Linked DNA regions of Mus musculus: region 2 is linked to region 1. A link is a contact called in ENCODE Hi-C or POLR2A ChIA-PET data. All regions are on one chromosome and are shown on one strand. The core of a region is the stretch at or near the end of the contact, and the rest is flanking DNA. Distances in the headings are between cores, read along the strand shown. Region 1 overlaps Arid3b (AT rich interactive domain 3B (BRIGHT-like)). Region 2 holds the start of Arid3b (AT rich interactive domain 3B (BRIGHT-like)).

Region 1 (2,700 bases), core at 157-2,656:
GGTCAACCTGGAATGTGAGTCTTAGGAGTAGGTCAGGAGTCTGTAGTTTCTGTATTAATTTGTTTGGGTTTCCTTTATCTTTTTATTTATTTAGAGACAGTGGTCTATGCAGCAGAGACTAGCCTGGAACTTGAACTTGAGATTCTCTTGTCACATGTTTCTCAGTAGCTGGTGGTAGAAGCCTATGTCACTGTCTTTGGGTTACCTGTGCACTTTTAAACCTAACTCCATGACCCTTGTCCAAAGGGCTCAGAAAACGGCTGGTCTCCTCCTATCTGCATGAAAGAGCTCTGGTCCTACCAGGGCAATCCCCCATAGCTGTATTCACACTGCTTTCTCTTCAGGAATGGAGATGTGGTAGAGGCATTCCTGGGGATGACACACAAAATCGCCCTCTGGCCTCCACATGCACATACACAGAAACTTGACATATACACATACAGGGTCTTATCATGTAACCCTGAATGGACTGGAACTCTCTATGTAGACCACGCTGGCCTTGAACTCACAGATCATAGAAATCTACCTGGTTCTCCTTCCCAGGTGCTAAGATTATAAGCACATGCCACCACACCCGTATATTTTGTGTGCCTTGCTGTGTGTGTCTATGGACCATGTTCTTGTATTTCTCACAGAGGCCAAAAGAGGACACGAGATCATCGGAAACTAAAGTTATAGATGGCTGTGAACCTCCATGTGGGTGCTGGGAATCAAACCTAAGTCCTCTGGAAGAACAGCCAATATTCTTTAACTGCTGAGCCATCTTTTCAGTCCCTGCATAATAAGATTTTTTTTTTTTTAATGGGAGGGAACCCTTCATTCCATTGTCCTGCTTGGATTGTCCTGGGAAACAGCAGGGGGACTGGATGTGTTGTCACATCTCAGAAAGCCAGCACTTGGGAGACTGAGGTCAGCCTGGCCAACTTAGCTAGATCCTGCATCCTCCCCCCACCCCCAAAAAAATAAAAATTAAAAATAAAAATAAACCTGTGGTGAGGCCGATGCATTCAGCTGAGGCACGAAGTAGCAGCATTGGAAAGGAGCAGCCTCTATTCAGGACAGCTTGCCATTATGAGGCAACTCAGTAAGGTGGGGGCAGGGAAGGGGTGGGGCTGGAGAGCAGCCACGTACAGTAAGAGAAGTTTGCCATCAAAAGGCAACAAGTCTCATTCACTGCCCCGGATGCTGACCCTTCCCTGTGGAATTCTCTCCTCTGACCTCCAGATCATTAATCCCGGGCTGCCAAATGACAGTCATCCATCACGCCTCCTGACGAGCATCCCGGCCTCCTGTGAAAGGACCTGGGCCCCTCCCTCACTCCTGTCCCCCGGTGCTCATTAGTAGCCCTTCCTGCCCAGTGCCAGGTTTCCTAATCAAGTCCCTGGCTCCTCTCACTTCCCCTCTGGGCCAGTGGGCGGAAGCTGCTCTGACCCTCCCTCTTTAAGAGGCCAGGGGGAGGGTGGAGTGATTAGTGAGTGGGGAAAGAATTGTTGAGTGGCGTTTTATTCCCTGGGAGACCTTTATGTCCAGTAGCTACTTTGACTTGGCTAGTCATAAGAGAAAAAGAAAACATGTCTCTCCATCCTGTCTCAGGAGGGAAGACAGGCAGTCTACAAAGGAGCCTGTTCAGCTACTCTCACACCAGCCCAGCGGGGTGTAGGCAGGTGGATGCGCCGGTGGGGCCTGGGCAGAAATTGATTCCAAAGGTTCCAGGAGTGTAAATTGCCAAACTATTAGAAGTTATCTGAGATTATACTTGTAACAACAAACAAAACACCCTCTACATTCCTCTGCATCAGGAAGACTAAGGGACTTGCTTCAGGCCATAACCCTTGTTAACCCCCTGGGCCTGCCCTGCTTATTCCAGAGAGTGCTGACAGTGAGTCTAATCGCTGTCAGATCAGGGTCAGATCACACTTCTGAAATTCACAAGCACTGTATCCAGCCTACTAATGATGAGCGTGCACAGATTTGATGTCTTCTTGCTCAGCTTGTCTGACCCAGCCCCCTCTCTCTCTCTCACTGGACAATCACAGGCACCCCAATCAACCGGATTCCCATCATGGCCAAGCAGATCCTGGACCTGTACATGCTGTATAAACTGGTCACAGAGAAAGGAGGCCTGGTGGAGATCATCAACAAGAAAATCTGGAGGGAGATCACCAAAGGCCTGAACCTGCCCACCTCCATCACCAGCGCTGCCTTCACCCTCAGGACTCAGTGAGTAGCGGGGCTGAGACGGAAGCCAAGCAGCATGAGGTGTTAGCCCTGAGTGAGGAAGGGAAGAAAATTCCTGGCACGATGAGGAGCCTTTGAGATGAATCCCTCAGACCTGAAAAGCTACCCTCACCATGGCTCCTGAGTGCCAGTATTTTTCTGTTCTGTGTGACTTAAACCTCACAGTCTGTCCTCGCAAGTAGATACTATCCCATTTTGTAGATTATGAAAACTAAGCCTGATCAATTTAGTCAGTGCCGTACTGGGCCAGAAATTCAGACCTGGGCTTCTGTTCCTGCAATATGTGCTCTTTCGAGCACATGACCACCCAGTGGCCGCCCCTCTTACCCTGTCCTCAAGCCTCAGGTCAGGCCAGCCTGGTTGGCCATTGATTAACTAGTTATCAAGGATTGACAGGAACAGTAAATCAGAGAATAGCCATGTAGAATGAAAGCCAACGTGGGGAGTATTTTTCTGGAATGT
Region 2 (2,700 bases), core at 16-2,515, 38 kb before region 1:
AGCACTCGAAGAGCAGGGACAGCTTCCTGAAGCGGGTGAAGGAGAACGATCAGAAGAAGGAAGCCAAGGAGAAGGGCACCCGGGTGCAGCTGAAGCGCCAGCCTGCGTCAACCAGAGAAGCACACTTTGTGAGGACTAACGGAAACTGCTGGAGCCCATTCCATATGAATTCATGGCCTAGTGGACAAAAAAGAAATAAGGGACCAGGACTGCAACAAAACAAAACAAACAACAACAACAACAAACCATAAAAGTTTTCATCAGGAACTGAGATGGATTAGTGAGTTAAGAGCGTGGCGCCAAAGAATAAGGGTCTAAATTTGGATATCCAACGCCTCAGTAAAAAGCCAGGTGTGGTGCACACCTGCAATCCTAGCATTTCAGAAGTAAAGACAGGATTCCTGGAGCTTGATGGTCAACTACTTTTGCTAAATAGGTGAGCTACCTTCTAACAAGAAAGAAAAGAGGGGAAGGGAAGGAAGAAGGGAAGGGACAAGAAAAGCCAGTGGCAATAAGTTCTAGGTTTTGGCTGGGATTGTTTTAAGACCCAAAACTAAGCGAGCCATAGACTCTGGATCAAGGATGATGGTCAGTTGGGAGAAAGGTAAAACAAGGAGGTGCATGCATAAATTCACAGAAGTTCCCCAGAGTTAGGAGTCCCAGAAGACAAGGTTTTGTTGTTTTATTGTATAAGCGGTGCCAGGATTCAGCTTCTACCTTTGGAACCTGAAGAAAGAAAACATTAACCCCTGTGACGAGGTGAGGTTGGGGATGGATAGAGGTGGTGTTCCAGAACAGGAAAATTTCAATCCAAAAAGTGAAATTTAGAAAAAAACTAATAAAAGGCTGGAATGCTTCATTAAGACTAGCTGAAAGTTAGCACTCTTTATTCCTTTCTTTCACTTATTACAAACAATTCACAACCACGGCAGCCAGAAACCCGTGTGCTGTAGTCAGTCCTACTCTTTTCAACTCCCCGCGAAAGCACTCACACCGGAACTCCTCTGAGTCCGTGCTCTCCCATTGGCCGAAGCCTCCGCCCGCCTTAAATGGCTTCCGCCCACGGCTTCAACCAGAGGGCGGTCTCTAGGAGTCACTTCCGTCTCGCACTACCCACCCACCCCCACCTCGTTCCCTTTTTAGCTGCTTCCGGCCTCGGGCCCCGCCCCCCACCGTGGGGCCCCGCCCCTACCTGCCCCTCCCCCGCCCCGGGCTGACGGCCGGGCCCCGCAGCACAGCTTCCGGTGCGGGCCCCGCCCCGGCTGTGGCCCCCAGCTGCGGAGGAGTAGCAGGCTCAGCTGCTACGCTGGGGTCTGAGCGGCTGCCTCCTCCCTACCCGCGAGCCCGGAACGCTGCACATAGGTGAGCGGCGCGGGTCGTGGTTCTTTCTGCCGCGGCGGGAGAGGGGCTGTGGCAGGTGGAGGGGACCGAAATGGGAGCCGAGGCAGGTGTGTAGGGGAGACGCGGGCTAGTGAAGCCGGGGTCCGCTGAGAAAAAGTGAGAGCATCGGGAGGAGCCCCGTCCTCCCGGTGTCCAAAGGAGTGGTTTGAGATAAAGAGATGGGAAAGGTAAGGGACCCCCCCCCCCTTTTGGCAACCGCAGAGCGAGCTTAGATGGAGTAATTAGAGAAGAGCCGGGAGATTGGCAAAGGGGGCTTGGTGGAAGTAAAAGTGATAGGGCTCCATTGGGTGGGAGGTAAAGAATGGAAAGAGGGGTCGAAGAGGGTCGGGGACAGAGCTGGAAACGAAGGTAAGGGAAATGGTCACCAAGGCCGGGCTCAAGCGGCAAGCAGTCCGTTGCTCTCGGTTTGGAGGTCCGGGAAGTTTAAAAAACCCGAGCGAGGGATGGAGAGATGAAGTTAGATTTCGGAGACGTAAATTCTCTAGATGTTAGTAGTATTGTTTGAATCCTTGGCTGCTTAGGGATTGGGATGAGATGGACTCTTCGGGAGGATGTGCCAATTGAGTTGTAAAACGGAGTCATCTCTGTCTTAATAAAGACGCTATCGGACACCCCTCTCCCTTGCTGAGGAAAGCCTACCGAGAAGATGGTGCCAACCAGAAAAGAAGCAGTTGTACTATGACTGGCAGGAGTTGGTTGAAATATTCCAGTTGTGTTGTTTGACTTTAAAGATTATACGAATATTTCTAAATGACCAGTGAATTGCTTGCTCTTCTTTTGTGTGCGTTTTGTTTTGTCCCCAACGGGGTTTTTATTTTAAAGGAACAATTTTGCCAACTTTCAGGCTTCCCTACAGAATAAGAACTAAAGCAGAAAGAAAGTATTGCTGCAGGCATAACTTATACTTTCCAAACTGCCAGGAGGAGGGACAGGCAGTAAGGGGCCAATTGGAATTGGAATCTTTTATCCGCCTATGAAAGCTACAACCAAGTGCTTCTAAGAAACAAAATGAGATTTGTCTAGCATGGCTCTGGTTGGTTTTTGAACTCCCCGCCTCCCCAGCTTTAAAAATTATACTCTTTAAACGTGTAAAAATTTATATAAATCAAAGCCATTTTTTTTTCTTGTTAGAGATTAGTTCTCCCATGAATTTTTGAAGATGGTAAAAGGTTACATTTTCTTATCTTCCAACTCAATCCTAAAACACTGGGACAATGCAAATATCAAGTCCCAACCTGCACAGTGCCGCTTCCCCTTTCATGTGGCAAACAGAAATGCACACCCTGTTGCCAGTCCTCT

The links. A loop is a pair of places that touch in the nucleus more often than their neighbours do. ChIA-PET counts read pairs that join two places held with the same protein, here RNA polymerase II (POLR2A).
Region 2: a loop to region 1 is called in a map of heart, with 1.9 times the contacts of the local background. The contact joins the promoter of Arid3b here to the enhancer-like site in region 1. A Hi-C loop is called at or near these places in 8 of 37 maps with a recorded cell type or tissue (CH12.LX, heart, regulatory T cell and 1 more). POLR2A ChIA-PET finds 5 or more read pairs at or near these places in 3 of 5 experiments (all embryonic stem cell).

What each region holds. Positions count from the first base shown.
Region 1 is chr9:57,797,562-57,800,261 of GRCm38, reverse strand. Arid3b (AT rich interactive domain 3B (BRIGHT-like)) reads left to right here. Exons shown (of 9, transcript NM_001379353.1): 5 at 2,037-2,220. Among named protein-coding and RNA genes, the nearest start is that of Gm32510, 31 kb to the right of the region's middle. Within about 2 kb of position 1,406, at least 1 of the 3 ENCODE cell types and tissues checked has a DNase peak (open chromatin) inside an H3K27ac peak, as active enhancers do; it is heart, where a contact is called at or near this core.
Region 2 is chr9:57,835,344-57,838,043 of GRCm38, reverse strand. It overlaps Arid3b (AT rich interactive domain 3B (BRIGHT-like)), which reads left to right and starts at 1,265. Exons shown (of 9, transcript NM_001379353.1): 1 at 1,265-1,362. It also overlaps the pseudogene Gm7547.